2 separate regions of the Homo sapiens genome follow, and region 2 is linked to region 1. Evidence: chromatin loops called from intact Hi-C (ENCODE). Cell type or tissue: heart right ventricle. All regions are shown on one strand. Links, peaks and the distances in the headings refer to the core of each region. The heading gives the core; the rest is flanking DNA.

Evidence for each region. Hi-C counts contacts between places; a loop is a spot of excess contacts. Peaks named below come from ENCODE experiments on the same cell type or tissue, not always from the same donor. Only the 100,000 strongest peaks of a DNase experiment are listed, where the experiment ranks them.
Region 2: a loop joins it to region 1, with 2.0 times the contacts of the local background. A loop is called at or near these places in 3 of 110 quality-filtered maps.

The regions. Positions count from the first base shown.
Region 1 is chr2:8,136,012-8,144,352 of GRCh38, forward strand. The region is part of intron 7 of LINC00299 (long intergenic non-protein coding RNA 299); the gene reads right to left. Among named protein-coding and RNA genes, the nearest start is that of LINC00298, 160 kb to the left of the region's middle. In heart right ventricle, for the core only: no CTCF peak of the experiment used is centred there; a DNase peak (open chromatin) is centred at 3,533; H3K27ac peaks cover 1,589 bases.
Region 2 is chr2:8,011,600-8,019,940 of GRCh38, forward strand. All of the region lies in intron 8 of LINC00299 (long intergenic non-protein coding RNA 299), which reads right to left. Among named protein-coding and RNA genes, the nearest start is that of LINC00298, 39 kb to the left of the region's middle. In heart right ventricle, for the core only: no CTCF peak of the experiment used is centred there; no DNase peak of the experiment used is centred there.

The DNA of each region.
Region 1 (8,341 bases), core at 71-8,070:
GGGACTCTAAAATTTTTCTTTTACCACTAGGCCATGCTAAAACACGATTAGCAAAGTAATAAATCACGAGCCAACAACCCAGATAATTCAGGATTTATTAAAACAAGTGAAGCCAGGCACGGTGGCTTTGGCTTATAATCTCAGCACATTGTGAGACCAAGGCAGGAGGATTGCTTGAGGCCAGGAGTCCAAGACCAGCCTGGACAAAATAGCAAGACCCCATCTCTACAACTTTTTTTTTAAAATTAGCCAAGCATGGTGCTGCAGCCCATAGTCCCAGCTACTTGGGAGACTGAGGCAGGAAGATCACTTGAGCCAGGAGTTCAAGACGGTCATGAGCTATGATTGTACTACTGCACTGCAGCCTGGGCAACAGAGTGAGATCCTGTCTCAAAAAGAAACAAAAAAAATGAGCCTAAACATCTGGATGTGGATAAGTAAATGTAAGGTGTTCTCCATGTTTCCATTAGCTGAATATCCTTCCAATTTGTCACTTTGAAGATGACAGTCCATCTGGAATATTAGAGGAAAGGCTGGATGCCCCGTTGATCTACTGATTGCTCCTCAACCCGTATTTCTACTGGTGATTTTCTCTATGTCCATATGCAGGTGAGCTTCTACTGATCTGGAAATGCCATGTCCTTCACTGACACACTGGACAAGAAGACCATCAGTCATATGCACTTGACTTCTCAGAAAACATGAGGGCTGCCTCCTGATTGCAGCCAGCAGAAAGTGGTAGAAAGAAGAAGACTTTGAAATGAGACAGACATGAGGTCAAATCTGGGCTCCCCCAGTTACTGCCATGTAACCTTGGACCAGTTACTTAAGCTGTTTAATTCTCATCTGGCAAATGAACCTAATAAGAAGTATCTCCTAGGGTGGGTAGAATTCATGGTTTAACGTTTGTAAAATGTTGAAAGAGCACTTTTAGTAGGACTTAGTTTCGAATACATAATTTTACTGTTCTGTGTTGCTAGTTCAATAAGCACTGTGCACGCCCCTCTCAGCCCCAGCTTACCCATGGCAGACGTCCTAATCCATCCCTGCACACCTTCCCACTGAGTGAGGTCTCAGCCTAAGGACCCTTTTCATCGAAGCCCTCCATACACCCACTACCAAGTGATCCGACTCATCACACCAAGCTAAATCTATTTGTTATCTTGACCCTGCCTGATTCAGACCCTCCTGTTAGCAGACAGGAGGCAGTTAGTGGCATCTGTTGAATGCCTCCTACGTATCTCGTGCCCATGACAAGTGCTTTCCATTTGACTGGGCTACTTTTCTCTTCTATTGGTAAGAGGCGAAAGGCACCTGAATTCCTGAGCTCTTCAACTGAATGCTGTTTCTCGTTGACATTTCTTCAGGTTTATTTCCTTATGTAAGAGCCTTGACTTGGGCATGAAACCTGCTAGCAGGCCTGAAGAAGGCACAGAGACGTGCTAAGAATCTGCATGATCAATGTGAGTCCTCACAGCTAAAGGGACCAAGCCATACACTTCCATGCAAAAAGTATTTAAATTTGGGTACTGAATTATTTTCTAAAGTAATACATGCCTTAGCTAAAAATATATGGCTATATTTCTTTGAGATACAGTGTAGAACTCTACTTCCACATAGAAAAGAAAAATCTACAATCATAAAATATGACTTCACCTTTCCTTTTCTCTGTAAGGTGAAAGCTGGCAGCATTCAGAAGTCTGTGGCTTGACAGGGTGAATGGAAGTCTCAGGTCATTCTGCAGCCCAGTCCCCTGACATCTACCCTCCACAAGCACAGAAGCCGCACAGGCTGGAGAGACTCCTGGCAGACCAGCGTTCATGAGACCCCTCTCTGTCTCTCCACAGAGACTAAACAGAGAAGCCAGCAGACCACTCCAGCAGGAGACCACATTGCACAGTCAGCTCCTTGGGCTTTGTTTATCTAAAGAGAAGGAAGCTGATCAGTAAAGAGGAAGAGCACACACCGAAGCTCCTAGTGCTGGTGATGAATCCAGACCCCACGCAGAAACCGCTGAGTGTGCAATGTGCCTCTGTTTCCTGCTGCATAAGAAGGGATGATGATAGTACTGACTTCATGGATTTGTTGGGAGAATTTAAGGAGATGAAACCTGCGAGGCACCTAGGACAGCACCTGACACTTAGGTTTACTCCAGTAATATGGGCGCACCTTACAACTATGGCCTTCGCCATTCCAGGGGCCTGCATCAGGAGCCACACTCCAGCACCCACCCCCACAGGTGAGGGGACTCCGCCCAAATGCTCACCACTCACTTCAGAAGCAAACTCAGGAAGAAATCCAAACCCCACCCACAACCGTGGTGATTTTTAAAGGTTCCATACCTTGTTTGAAAAGCTAATATTGTTTTATGAGAATAAAAATGATTAATGTTGGAGAATGGATAAAAATAATAACTCCTATGATGGTGAAATTTGAAAACACCTATGTCTATGTACTTAAGAAAAGCATTTATAGTACAATTAAAATATATTCAATATATGTATTTGTATATATCGTTAAATAGAATTTATAAGAAGCCATTGGTTTGGACTAAGATCCTGCACTAGGCCCAACAGAATAAACCAAAATGGAGATACTGCTAGTCAAGTTCCATGCCACCAAGCTGAAACTAAGCAGTTGATCTGACCTCCTGAGAAATCAGGAGAGAGAGAAAGATAATAGCCAAATCCGCAAACAGGCCAGTTTCAGCTGGCGGGGTGAGGAAGTCCCCCTGTTTCAACCCTGCAAAGAACATCTCTGCTTTTGATTGGCTATGCCTGACTTCTTCAGCCCTTTCCTGTCTATAAAACCAACCTCCCCAGCTCAGCTCATCAGAACACTCACTCTACTTTATAGAATGAGATGGTATCCAATTCTAGAATCACAAATAAGAGCCAATCCAGATCTTTAAACTAAATCTGTCACGATTTTGTCTTTTGACAGCAACACACACACACACACACACACACACAATATCTTCACATTCACACACACATACACGCACACACACAATGTCTTCACATTCACACACACACACACGCACACACACAAAGTCTTCACATTCTCAACCTTGGGTCCTCTCGTGCTTTCTATTGTCTTTTGCATTGGGGGAAGGTTTTCAATAACGTCAAATTTTATAACTTAAAATAAAAAAGTTTCTCCAAGGTTAGGCAAACACATTGCTATTTGGTTATGAACTTTGGTTGTTTCTCCCTGAAAAAATTTCCAGTCTTGCTCAATTTCCAAAAAAAAGAGTTTGGACTCTTACCTAAGCCATGTTTGTCCAAAGAGGTCAGTATCAAGCCTACATGACTTTTTGATCCAGAAAATAGTAGTCATGTTTTGGTCATTCTGAGATAGTCATGGAAAATTACAACACAGATGTTCATACGGGATCTTCCTTCTATTGCCCAGTGCCCCGTGAAGCCCTTGAACAAAACCAGAAGAAAGTGAAAAATAAACAGCCTTATACGGTAAATGAAAAAATAAGGTAACTTTGTGGTAGTGTCGCTAGGCTGAGGGCAGAGAGGGGAGGAGAGCAGTGAGCAGGGGCCTGAAGCCCACAGGCCTGGCCAGAGCACAGCAGAGGAGAATGTAGCCAAGTGTGTACAAGCAGATTCCAGCCAGGCTGCAGTGAGTGTGCGAGCTGGCTCAGCCATTGACTAGCTGTGGGCTGGGAGAAAATTTCTTCACTCCTTTCTGCCTCAGTCCCTTCATCTGTAAAGTAGGAATAAAAATAGTAACACTCGTATAGTGTTGCTGTTAAATACTTCATCTATATCAAGAGCTTAGAACAGTGCCTGGCACAAAATGTGTTTCATACATTTTGCAAATAAAATAAAATAAAAGGGCTCAAAGGAATTGTTTCCAACACTTTTGATGTTAAGATGCAAAAGCTAATATAGTATAATGGTGGTTGCTAGGGTCTGGGGAGAGGAGGAAATGGAGAGTGGCTACTTAGTGGGTACACGGTTTCCTTTTGGGGTGATGAAAATCTCTTGGAACTAGAGACAGCTGGTGGTTGCATAACATTGTGAATGCATTAGATGCCACTGAATTATATGTTTTAAAATGGTTAATGCACATTTTAAAATGGTTAATGACTAATTTTAAGTTATGTGAATTTTGCCTTAATTTTTTGAAAGACAGAGAAAGAAGAAAGAGAAAGAGATGGAGGGAGGGAGAGAGGGAAGAAAGCTATCACTAGTGGTGGGCTTAAATGGCCCTAGAAAATCACGGCTTTTGAGAGGAATCCCAACCCTCAAGGTTGACCTCAACTGGCTCTCGGGTCAAGGCCATGGCCATCTTTTTTGTTCTTATCACATTCATTGATTCTAATTGAGCCTATAGGTATATATTGAGGACTCTCTATGCATCCATTCCTAGCCTACAAGGACTTAGAATGTGAAAATAAATTAAAGTGATTATTAGCCAGTTTGGGAGTGAGGAGGAGCTATGTAGAAAAGTATCATATCTATCAAAAGATATCTATCATACAGTGTAGGGAAGGTCATGATTGAGCTGCCACAGGCTACAATGGAGGTTACACCCAACTCTAAGACAAGGAATCAGGAAAGACAGGTCCTAATAAGTCTTGAGATTTGGTAGAAAGACATGAGACTGAAAAGGTATTTCCTAAAGGGATTTCCAATAGACATGATCACCAAAATTATGTAAATTGAAAAAGATGCCTTTTAGAATATTTAAATTATTTTATCATTGCTGAATTATATTCCACTTTTAAATGGGCTTAAGCCATTCATGGAAAAAGAAAACTAGAGCATGAAAAAGATCAGAAAGAGGGAGGAAGGGGAAAGAAGAGAAGGAAAAAGAATAATTTAATGACTTTGCTCTAATACCATGCACGGAAGGGTCACCAAGCAAAGAAATACGGGAATGACTCTGTTATAAACATAAATGAGATAAACAGTGATAGAAAACTCAACTTTAAGAATTTAACCAAGTAGTATCTCCAAGTTAGTTAATGGCAAAGACATTAAGATTTCATGTGTGTGTCAATGAATTTGACTTTGACTCACATAATGATGTCCCTCCAAAATGTGTTTTCTTCTCCTTCCATTTTACAACTGTGTAAGTTCTAGAAAGTATTTTTCCCAAAGCAACAAAGCCAGCAGGGTAACAGAGAGTCTAGAAATGAAGCCACAACAAGATAATTAGGGGCTCAGTGTGCTAAGGATGAAGAAGAGAATTCCCCGGGAAAGGCATCGTGGCTGTCAACTAATGTCAACCAGAAATACCTGATCCATGCTTCTCTTCAACAGTGAGAACAGATAATAGCATCATCTGCCTCTTGAAGAGCTAAGCTTTATGTTCACCCAAGAGGGATCAAAAAGAGGTCAGGAGACCATTAACCTTAGAAGTGAGCTGTAGGCTGTGAAAAGTTGAACTCCAGTTCTTGCAGTTGTTTTTAACTCTAAACTCTATAAATCTATGATAGTCATTTTAACAGGAAATTGTACAGACTCAAAGTTCACCAGAAATAAAAGTCTAGAGCCAAACCCTGCTTTCAGATGACAGGGCCACTTGCTTCTGTAGGTGAGTCAGGGCAGCCACAGATATCGGCATGGAATCTTCGCTGGGGAGAGGCTGTCTAGGATCAAAGGAAGCGCTTGCTGATACCTTATTAAAACCCTGTGAAGGCTTGGAAACTTTTAAAATATGTTGGGTGGGTTGAGGATCTGTCTTCCCTGCACCTCCAGGTTTCAACTGATCTGTAGTTCAAACTGAAATCTCCCTCCTGTTGTTCTTATAGCTCTTGATAAAAATTCCAACTTCAGTCGAAACACCAGGCAGACTGTACCATGGAAAAAGTTCTCACTTCAGAAGAACAATTGTCTGCTGCAGAAATAAAGTAATGCCATTCCTATGAAATCTATAAACTCAAAACAGGGACACAGAACTAGTGGTTGCCAATAACTTTAACTTCATTTATCTATATTTGGCAAAAATTGTGCTGCAGCTGGAGATGAAATGCTGAGCTAAATAACTGCAGAGACGTGCGCTCCAAAACAGCAATTACTAAGCTGTGCTGCCTTGTGTAAGATTTCACTTTTATTTATTATATTTAAAGCAACTCTCTAACTCTGTACAGTACAGACAGCATTGTCTATTCGAGTGATAGCTGCTCATAACGACATCTCCACCTCGCTATTTGTCCAGGAAGGTGCTTTCAGGGAGGCAAAAGATCTCTCCCATGGCCACGTTAACACAGTTTAGATGGCAGCCTCGCCACCAAATGCACCTCTCTTTTGTCCATAATTGAAAGAAACTATTCTCATGTTCAACTCAAACTTGGCTTATCACATACTGTGCACAACTCTGATGATGGCTTTTTTTTTATCAGTGGAGATATTGATAATTATAATTGGAAGGCTGAGGAAGAGGACTATAAATATCCCATCAGCTGCCACAGAGCTGGGGGGGAGGAGAGGTGGCAACCTATGCCTCTGAAAGAGGCTGATGGAGAAAGATGGATCCTCACAGCCATTGTCTACCCAGCCCACATCTGTTTCTTATAGTGGGTGATGATTTTCATAGAATCATAGAAATTAGAGATGGAAAAGGCTCATTAGGTCATCCAGCACAGCTCTCTGCCAGTGCAGGATGATTCTCTACATGGAAGATGATCTCTTTGTTCTTCTACAAAGCTGTGTTAAGCAATAACTCATGTAACCACCTTCACGTGCATTCATGATATTCAGCTCATCACATGTGACTCAATAAACACCAACTCAGAAAGTAGGATTTAGCCTTTTAGAGTTTTTAGAGGTACATAGTCCAAAACAGTGAGTAAAGGAGAAGGCTCTCTGAACCAAGTTAGGAACACCAGCCAACTGGGATGTGAAGTATTAATCTCATTTCTTCCTTCCATAGGTTGTCATCATCCTATCCCCAGTGATGGAGCCATACTTGGGTCTGAAATATTTTGACACAGATGAAGCAAGTCTTTGCAATTTCCAAAGGAAAGGCTTCTGTGACACACTCTCTTGTTTGAAGGAGTGACAATAACCTGAGAATTGCTGGTAGTATTATTTGTTGTTATTACTGTCATCAAAAGATATTTAATTAGAATCTCTTTTATATGTGACTGATAAAGCCAGTGAAATGGTCACACTGATTCTACAGTAAGCCATTTTTGAGCACCTATTATACACAAAGCACTGTGCAGGAAGGTTGCATAGTAAGTTGAGTGTGACCCAGACTCCAACTCTGAGAAGCTTATAATAGGGTGAAGGAGACAGAGACAGAAAGGCAGGCTCTTAATCCAGGGAACTACAGGAGGTAAGCACAAGGGAGACAGAAGCAGAGGCGGGAGACGTGACTTAGCCTTACCTTCCGAAACTCCACACTGGCATGAGGAATAGTGATATGCACTTGTGGAGGAATGGTCTATAGAATGAGGATAAAGAGGTTAAAGTTTTGCGATATCTTTCAATTAGTGATTCTGTAACCAAAACCCAGAGAAGCAGGTTATGATGGAGTCATCAGCAACACATCCCTTTTTAGCTTAACTTAGGAGTTCTCTTAAATCAGGGTGCTAAGTGGGAACCAAAAAAACCCCAGCTTTGTCTGTCCGAGCTTGCACTGACTGGGCCACGTCGGGTGGGTTGCTTATTCATTTGCCCAACGTATTTTATTCCAGTAATCATTCATGGCAGTCACTCAATGTCTCTGAGCACTAGTTTCTGCAAAACTTTATGTATGACATAAAGTATAACATACTTTATGCCCATAGAAGTATCTACTCTGTTGTGAGGGTAAATTAGACAACATAGCCAACCTGAAAAGTCTAATTCTAATGAATTTGTAATGAAATATTATCCTAAGTGATTATTTCCTAAACCTGTAAATGTAATCAGTTTCTTAATTATCTGTGCATGTTCACACATAGTTAAAGACATTAAGTTGATGTGTTTCTAAATTTCTTTTTTACATCGTTATGCATTTTTTATTCATTCCACAGATGTTTAGTATGCATTTATTGTGTGCTAGAGCCTGGACAAAGGATTATGAATGGTTACAAAGAGTCCCTTGGCTGAGTACTATTTTAAAAGGGTTTAATTTTAGAGGTGTTGCTTATAGTTATCTTTTTGATATTTTGGGGTTAATTCTGTGTCTAATTCTGTTAATTTCTGGAAAACTAGTCATAACAAACTGTGTGGTCCTACAAAGATCACCCTAGCCAGGCATGGGTAGGAGTGTCCTTTTGCACCTGTGTAGAAATTTGCTGCCATGTAGCCATGAGTGGGCTGGGCTCTTTTGGGGTGGCTGGCCCTGGCAACAAACATGCAGTTCAAAGTATCAAAACGCTATGTGTTTT
Region 2 (8,341 bases), core at 116-8,115, 120 kb before region 1:
ACCTGAAACAACGTTTCATGAAATCACCGCCCTTGAGACACAGAAGAACAGCTTGGCACATTTGCCCACCCTCCACCGCCCTGGCCGCATTTTTCAGAACTCAAGACTCAGAATTTCTTTGGGGAGCTTCTCTGATTTTTCACATTCCCTGTAAGAATATACTTGGATGATATTCTTGGATATGAGCTTGGTTTCTCTTCAATGGAAATTCAATGCCCGCTTTTTTCATCCTGATCATTCACAAGAATAATGAGTATATGAGGGAGAACAGAGAGACTCTTTCTTATTTAAAGTCTCAACCTGTTTGGTGTACATCTCTCTAGCAGAATCTCTGGAATGTGGAACCTCCTGGTCCATGCAGATCAAATGTCGTTACCAGTTTAAAAACAAATTAGTCCATAATAACTCTTCTGAACCTGCCCTCAAGCAGCCCAAGCCCCTCAAACTAAGAAAGCCAGTGACAAGCACTACGTTTCGGGCAGTCGCTCCATTGTCCTCCCCAGAGGAGCTCCACCAACACTGACAGCTCAGGGCTAACTTATTCTCCAGGAATTATCCCAATTGCCTGCAATGCAACACAGCTGCCTCTGCAGGAGACCCTTTCCCTTTCCACAGGGACAGCCTCCATCCTGTGCAAAGAGCGGAAAGGTCTGGCCTCCTGGCCTCCAGATAGAACAACACTGAGTTCAGAACTCCCTGTGGGATCTGTGAGGCTTTTGCATTAACTACATTTCACTTAAACTCTTTCATTTGTTCAATTGTCCTCATTTCACTCCTCCATAGAGGCACGCTGCCATCAACTCCCTGACTCAGATTTCTATCTGTATCTGCTGCCTGAGGAACCTGACTTAGAGCAGCAGGTGCCAGGCCTGGTCTCAGGAATTTGACTCTAAAATGGAATTCTGGAACTGGGCAGCCTTTCGGCCGACAGGCAGTGAAGACCCCGTCACTAGGAGCCAGGGACAGAAGCATGAAGAGCCCCAGCATGCTGCACTGCAATTGTCCGTTTCACAGTCACGAACTAGGAAGGGACACTCAGCAGGGCATGCACAGGGCGCGAGGCCCCACACATTTGAGAAATTCAAGGGATAGGATAATTCTGAGGACGTGAAACTCCAATGACCATTGCTGAATGTTATTGATACTTTGGGGCAGAAAATTTGAGATTTAGGTCCAGAAGTTCATTGTCAGTGTGGCAGAGCTCCAGTGGAAGTAGAATCTCCACTTCAGCAAAGTTACTACCACGCCAAGATTAGATCCCTATTTGGGAAGTTGGGTGCTGAGATTTGGGGCTGGAGCACAGACATCAGTGCTTCTGAAAATTTCACGCCCCTTCATCTGTCCAAACCTATGGGTGAGCAGAAGTAACCCACTCCTCTCTGCTAAGATCTGGTGACCACTGCCTTACAAGAGAATGAGAGCCAGAACCACTTCCTCCCTATCCCTCACCCCTACTTAAGACCTATCCCACCAGCTCTCCTAGCTACCAGGTCAACACTTACGTCTCAGCACAATATGGCTGGGAACATGTTGGGCCTGCTGAAAAGGAGAAGGACTGTTCCCCAAAAGAGCTGCAAGCCCTTACCAACATGTATCAGCAGGAGCTGGGAGAGTGGAGCCTGAAGGCCTGGGATCAAGGTCAAGGTGAGACATAGGAGGACAAGGGCAAAATCTCCTGTGATCAAGGGTTGAGCATGCAGGCTAGGGCCATGGGGGAGGATGCTAACACACTGTGGAGGCACTGGGAAGCCAGGAGAAAGCACCAGCCTATACTAAGTGAGGCAGAAATCTCAGAACATCTCAGACATGAAAAAAGAAATCAAAAGTCTCAGAGAAATGGGGTTGCTGGCACTAATGTGTTATAGAAGACCACTTGATTTTAACAGGGAGGAGTGGAATACCAGCCAATTAAGCATCACAAGAGAGCATGGAGGCTGTTTTCCAAAGCAAGAAGGAATGTCCTGTTGAATAGAGCATCAGTTTCACGGGAAAACTCAGTGCGGCTGCTTTCTACAAGTCAAGACCGACAGTAGGAATGCTGATACAGAACTGTGTCCCCTGATATCCATAACACAATAGGATTCCCCAAAATCAAAAGCCAGGTGGCAATGCTTGATCATTAAAAGGAAGGTGGGTGCAATGATTGTAATGATTGGCAGGGTGGTATCCAGGGACCCTGGCCCACAGTTAGCTGTGGAGATGCTGAACCTGACATTCCCGAGGGCAAGAGAGATGGGCAGCCAGTGAGTCAGCAGGCAAAGAGATGGAGTTAGTTTATGTGGTACTGTATTGTTCAAGAGGAGGAGAAAAGCACTTGTTAATATAGATCAATTAAGTAGTAGTGTTACAATTCTTAGGGTAGCCACTAAATGAATGCAAGAAAGAAGGGGAAAAGAAGCATAGATAGATAGAAAGCACAAAATAATATAAATATATCTGTAATTTCATTTAATATAAATGAACTAAATGACCCAGCAGAAAGCTAAAAAATGCCACAGAGTGAAAAAAACAAAATCCAAATATAATCTATACATATAAATCATATCTTAAACAAAATGTATAGAACTGTCAAAAGTAAAAAGAAAGAAAAGCACAGACCATGCAACCATCAACCAAAAGAAACCTAGTATATTAGATATAATACATTTTGAGCAAAACTCACTCATAAAGAGGATCAAATCACAACAATGGAACATTAAAGTCACCCAGAAGATAAAAAGCTATTCTAAATTTATATGCAGTCAATAATATAGTCACAAAATACGTAAGACAAAAATTGCTACCACTACAAGGAAAAATAGAAAAATTCACCATCATATTAAAACTTTTGGCACAACTCTCTCATTACTGATTGATTCAAGCAGACCAAAACAACAACAACAACAAACAAACAAAGTGGAATATAGAGATTTAAAGAACTTGATTAATAAACTTGACTTATAAGTACATAGAATGTTATCTCCCAAACTACAGAATACAGGGACTTTTAAAGCACACCAAAGACAGTAACAAAAATTAACTATATACTGGATCATAAACAAATAATGACCAGTTTTTAAAAGAGTGAATTTATAGTGAGTGTGCCCTCTGATGGCAATGCAATTATGATAGAAGTCAAAATGAACAAAGAAAAGATAATTATAAAATACATATATGTTTAGAAATTAAGAATTCCATTTATAAATAATCCGTGAGCCTATGGAGAAATCATAACTCATAACGGAAATTAGAAAATATTTTTAAATGAAATGTTAAAAAATACATTTTAGAATTTGTGGGATCTTTTTCTAAATACATATGTTTAAAAAGAAAAATATCATAGGTTAGCTCCCACTTATAAGTGAGAACATATAATGTTTTGTTTTCCTTTCCTGAGTTACTTCACTCAGAATAATGGCCTCCAATTCCATCCAGGTTGCTGCAAATGGCATTATTTCATTCCTTTGTATGGCTGAGTAGTGTTCCATGATGTGTACACACACACACACACACACACATGCATATATATATATCATATATGATATATACCTTATATATAATATATGTAATATATCATATATGATATATATGTAATATAAATATATATGTATGTAATCTATATCATATATGATATATATAAAAATATCTCTCTATATAATATACATTATACATTATATATACATATAAACATATATGATATAAAATATAGCTTAGCCCTCACTTATAAGTATAGATCATATATATCATATATCATATATATCATATAAATCATATATCATTTATAGATTATAAATATATATAATATATCATATATATTTATATATGATATATATATATATCACAACTTTTTTATCCACTCATTGATTGATGGGCATTTGGGATGGTTTTATATTTTTGCAATTGTGATTTGTGCTGCTGTAAACATGCATGTGTCTTTTTTGTATAATGACTTCTTTTCTTCTGGGTAGAAAGTAATGGGATTGCTGGATCAAACAGTAGACCTACTTTTAGTTCTTTAAGTAATCTCCACACTGCTTTTCATAGTGTTTGTACTAGTTTACAATCCCACCAGCAGTGTAAAAGTGTTCCCTTTTCACCACATCCATGCCAACAGAAAACCATTTCTTAAACAACCCCTACATTATAGGGAAAAAATGGGTTATATTAAATTTAGGAGCTAGCCATGCCTTTGTCCCAGCTCTAACACAGCTCCTTCTAGAAGCTTCCTCTGACTCCTCTGAGCATCTTAATGCTTGCTGTTTTGATCCCAGATCCTAATACCACCCTTATAACGTTGTACCGTTGTCTTATAATTTTCACACCTGTCAATTACACTGAACTTTGAGTTTCCTCATAGCAGAAACTCTGTCTTATTGGTCTTTATCCTCTGAAACTTAGCAAACTGCCTGCCACCTGGAGGATGCACAATAAATGGATGATGAGTTGTTAAATGCAAGAGTGCACCTACTGATGACGTTGCATTTATCTGCTCATCTTACAGGGCATTACTAAGAGTTTAAGATAGTCTTTCCTGCACTTGTAATGAGAAGCTCTCCTTTCAGACTCCCTTCTACATGATGCGAAAGGCAGAATGTGTACAAAAATCCAGAGCAAAGTTTGCTAACAGAGTCCACTGCTGTTCACCAAGTCTTTGTGTTGGAATGCTTCTAGTGAAAACACAAATGTAGTTTATAGAAAAATGTGCCTTTATGTTGAAATCCTCCAGGTTTTCGTGGAAGTGGTTCGGCTGGGCACACAGCATGCACTGAAATCTCCTGTGAACTGCTTGAGCACTACTGGATTGTTGCATTTAATTGGGCAACAGCTGGTGATAATTTTCTGTGTATGGAGTGAGGGATTTAGTGACTGATTCACTCTTTGCATTGTGTTTCATTATCTTCATTTTTGTCCTTTCAGCTTTTGTAATGGGCTATAAAGGAGTGTGAGGCAGAGAGGAACTGAGAACCTGACATGAAGCAGAGTCCTGAGATTTGCAAGCTGGGCACCATGCGCTGTTTCTTCAGGAAAAGCTTTTGTTAGCAAGTGCACAGACTCCCAATGCTTGCCTTAAAGAAACGTCTGAGATTCACTTAATTCAATGCCATCCTTCTCAGCTGGTGAAACAGAGGCGCAGAGAGGCAAAGAGGCCTACCTGTGATCACCCAGCAAGCCAGTTGCTGAGCAAGCCAGTTGCTGAGCAAGGATTCAGGTCTAAGCCTACCTCCAGCTCTGTGTTCTTTCCCCGGTACTATAGTCTCTCCCTCCACCCCCTTCAACTGTCTTTCTCAAACATTACTCCCACCCACTCCATCCTTGATCAAGCTATGAGAAGGTCTGAGAAAAGGGCAGAGCTGTGACCTGCGATGTTTGACCTTTGAAGTCCTCTAGCTCTTCTTGAGTGACTTCAGTAGAAGTCTGAAAACAAAACAGAACACCAAAATCCCTAAGCGCAGTAGGAATCCTCTCCTCCTGAGAATCAATTAGTGATTGTTGTAAAGCATTACACAAATGTTGTACTATTATTGGACAATCATCTGGCATGTGCTGGCTGAGCATGCTAATAGGAACCTGGATAGTCCTAAGAAACGGCTTGTCAATCTACAAGATACCCAAGAGAAAAGGAAGTTCAAAGTTGAAGTCGTTAGAGAAAGAACAGTAGCTTCTCATCATTAGAGGGTAATGGCACTCAAAGGCTCTGTTATCCTACCCACTAGGCCCCTGGTTCCAGGCAAGTAGGCTTGGCCCTGACCGCCTTACTCTATCCTTTTGTGTTATCTGAAATTCTATGTCACTTCAAGTAATTTATGGAAACTGGCAAGGGATGGATGAATGGATGGATGGATGACAAACAGGCAAAGAGATAGAAAGATAATAAAAACAGATGTTATATAAAAACTGTGAAGAAACAGCTGGTTTCTGCAGGGGACAGGATGCACCCTGCCTCAAGTCTCCTGAGCTGCCACTTGCACCTGGAGTGTTTTTTCTTGGCTCCTGGTGACGGACAGGGAGACAGGGCTTTCCTGCTGTCTTGTCTGCAGACAGTGATGGTGGCAGGAGGTGGATATGACAGGAGACCTTGATTCCCTGCCTTGTCTTCCTCTGCATCTGCCAGGGAGCAGGGAACGGCACATGGACACAAGCGATGGGAGTTTCTTGCCTGTGCGTCCAGCTGTTCAGGCATCAAGGCAAATGTAAATGCACCACAGCAAACATGTCACATGGCAGCTGCCATCCCTCAGTTCGCCCTTGGCCAGTCTCTGAGGAAAGAACACAACCTTGGGCAGAAACAAGGAGAGAGAACAACAAGGAAAGCTCAGGAGGCTGTGTTACCAAAGAGGAGCTGCCAGCCATTGTTCCATGGAGAGTGGCCTCAGTTTGGAATAATGCCAGGGAATGGTTCAGCAGCCTGGATGGAGTGAATGGAAGGAAAATAAATGTACCTTTTGTTGAATGACAGATATGACATGTATGTCATCAGACAAAAGAAAAAGAGCCAGAAATAAGACAAAATGTGGCCAGGAAAAGCTTACTTCTGAGTAATTGATATTTCTTTTATGGACAGTGTGAATCTTCAACTGTAGGCTTTCCCTTTTTGCTTTGGTTGCCAGGGAGCCCATGCTTTAATTTTCAATTCAACTTCACTAAGCAAGTAACACCTTATGGAATAAATTCCTATAACTAACTTTCCCTCTGGTTTTATCATACCATTTTATCTATATTTTCTCACATATTGACTTAAAACATCCATCTACATATTGCTATTTTATTGCATTATAGTCTCACAAGCTGCATCAAAAAATTTTTGGAACAAAGCAAGGCAGGAATATATGCATGTAGGCCAGCAAGATTTGAAAATAAAAAAAAGCATTAATGAGTGTTCTAAATGCAACTGGAACCCAAAAATAGGGCATGAGAAGGAGAGCATGGGGTGCCAAGACACTTTTATCCTCTTCCCAGTTGAGTGACCAGATGCCTGCAGCATTGAACTGATTATCTCATCTCCCCTGAACCCAGTTTCACCAAGGGTAAAAAGGGAAGAGTTGTTTAGATTGTCAATAGGATCCCTACCAAATATAATCATTTATTATTTGAAGTTTGTACAGCTTGTGTTCACCTCCCAGGAAGAGGGTTGGACTTGGGAGAGGAGTTTAGGGCCAAAGCGTGCCACCCTGCAATTGAGACACTGCTTGAGGAAGGAGGCACTGAAGGCTGACTGAGGAGTAAATAGAGGTTCCAAGGACTCTGTTATTTAAATGAGGTAAGAGTTGGCTTGGGAATTGGCAATTGAAAAGTGGAGAGAGAAGAATTTGAATTTCCACTTTGTTGAACTCAAAAGAAGAAAAAGGACTTTGCTAAGGCAGGACATAAAGGGGGCTGAGGGCATGCGGCTCAAACCCCAGGGCTTGGGAGAAGTATGGCTAGAGAGAGGAACCACATTCCTGATGGCTCCTCACAATGGTGACCTTTGAGAAATCCCAAATGGAAGTCAAGGACAGCCGCCATATGTCCTGACAAGCGCAAGATGATTATAGGTTCAGGAATGCAATTTAGAACCAGGCCACAGGGATGGGTGGAGCCTGCCTTGGCGAGAGTGGAGGACTCCAATTGTGTTCCATTAGGGCCGCCCAAATGCATGCCATACATTCACTCATGGCGATGGAGCTCGGTAATGTGTTCAATATTCTCCAACATCGTGGTCACATCAGTGGAGCATACTGGCTCCTATGTGGCTGGAAAATGCCAGAACATGGGCAGAGAAGGCTAACATCTTAACCCTGATTCTTTGTGGAAACATCAAAGATCCATTCTGGATCTTAATAAGTGGAATCCAGTAAAAATTTGGTGAAACCTGATCTTACTGCCTTGTTTGGTCAGAAAATCTGGGATTTCTGCAAATTGGTTGATTAGGACAAATACATACCAACATTTCTGACCTCAGAGCCAATAACCACTCTGTCAATCAAGCAGTAGGTTTGTGTGTGTGTGTGCATGTATGTGTGTGAGGGTGTATGTGTATGTGCATGTGTGTATATGTGTGTGTGTATGTATGTGTGTGCATGTAAGTGCATGTTTGTGTGTACATGTGTGTATGCCCGTGCTGTGTGCCATCTCTGCATTATTGTGCCTTACCCTATAAACACAATATATCATTGTTTCTCTTAAATTGCTTTATCCTATGAGTGGGCCACCCAACCCAATGTCTGTGTGGCCCATGGCGGGGTCTAAAGAAAGAAAGATGAATGTCTGTCTCCTGAGACACATAGATTTTTAGAAAGACAACGTCATGTGCAGATGTTTGAAGCAATAGAAAGAACAGAGATATGGAACAAAACAGAGCTGCCTTCAATCCCAGCTGCTCCCA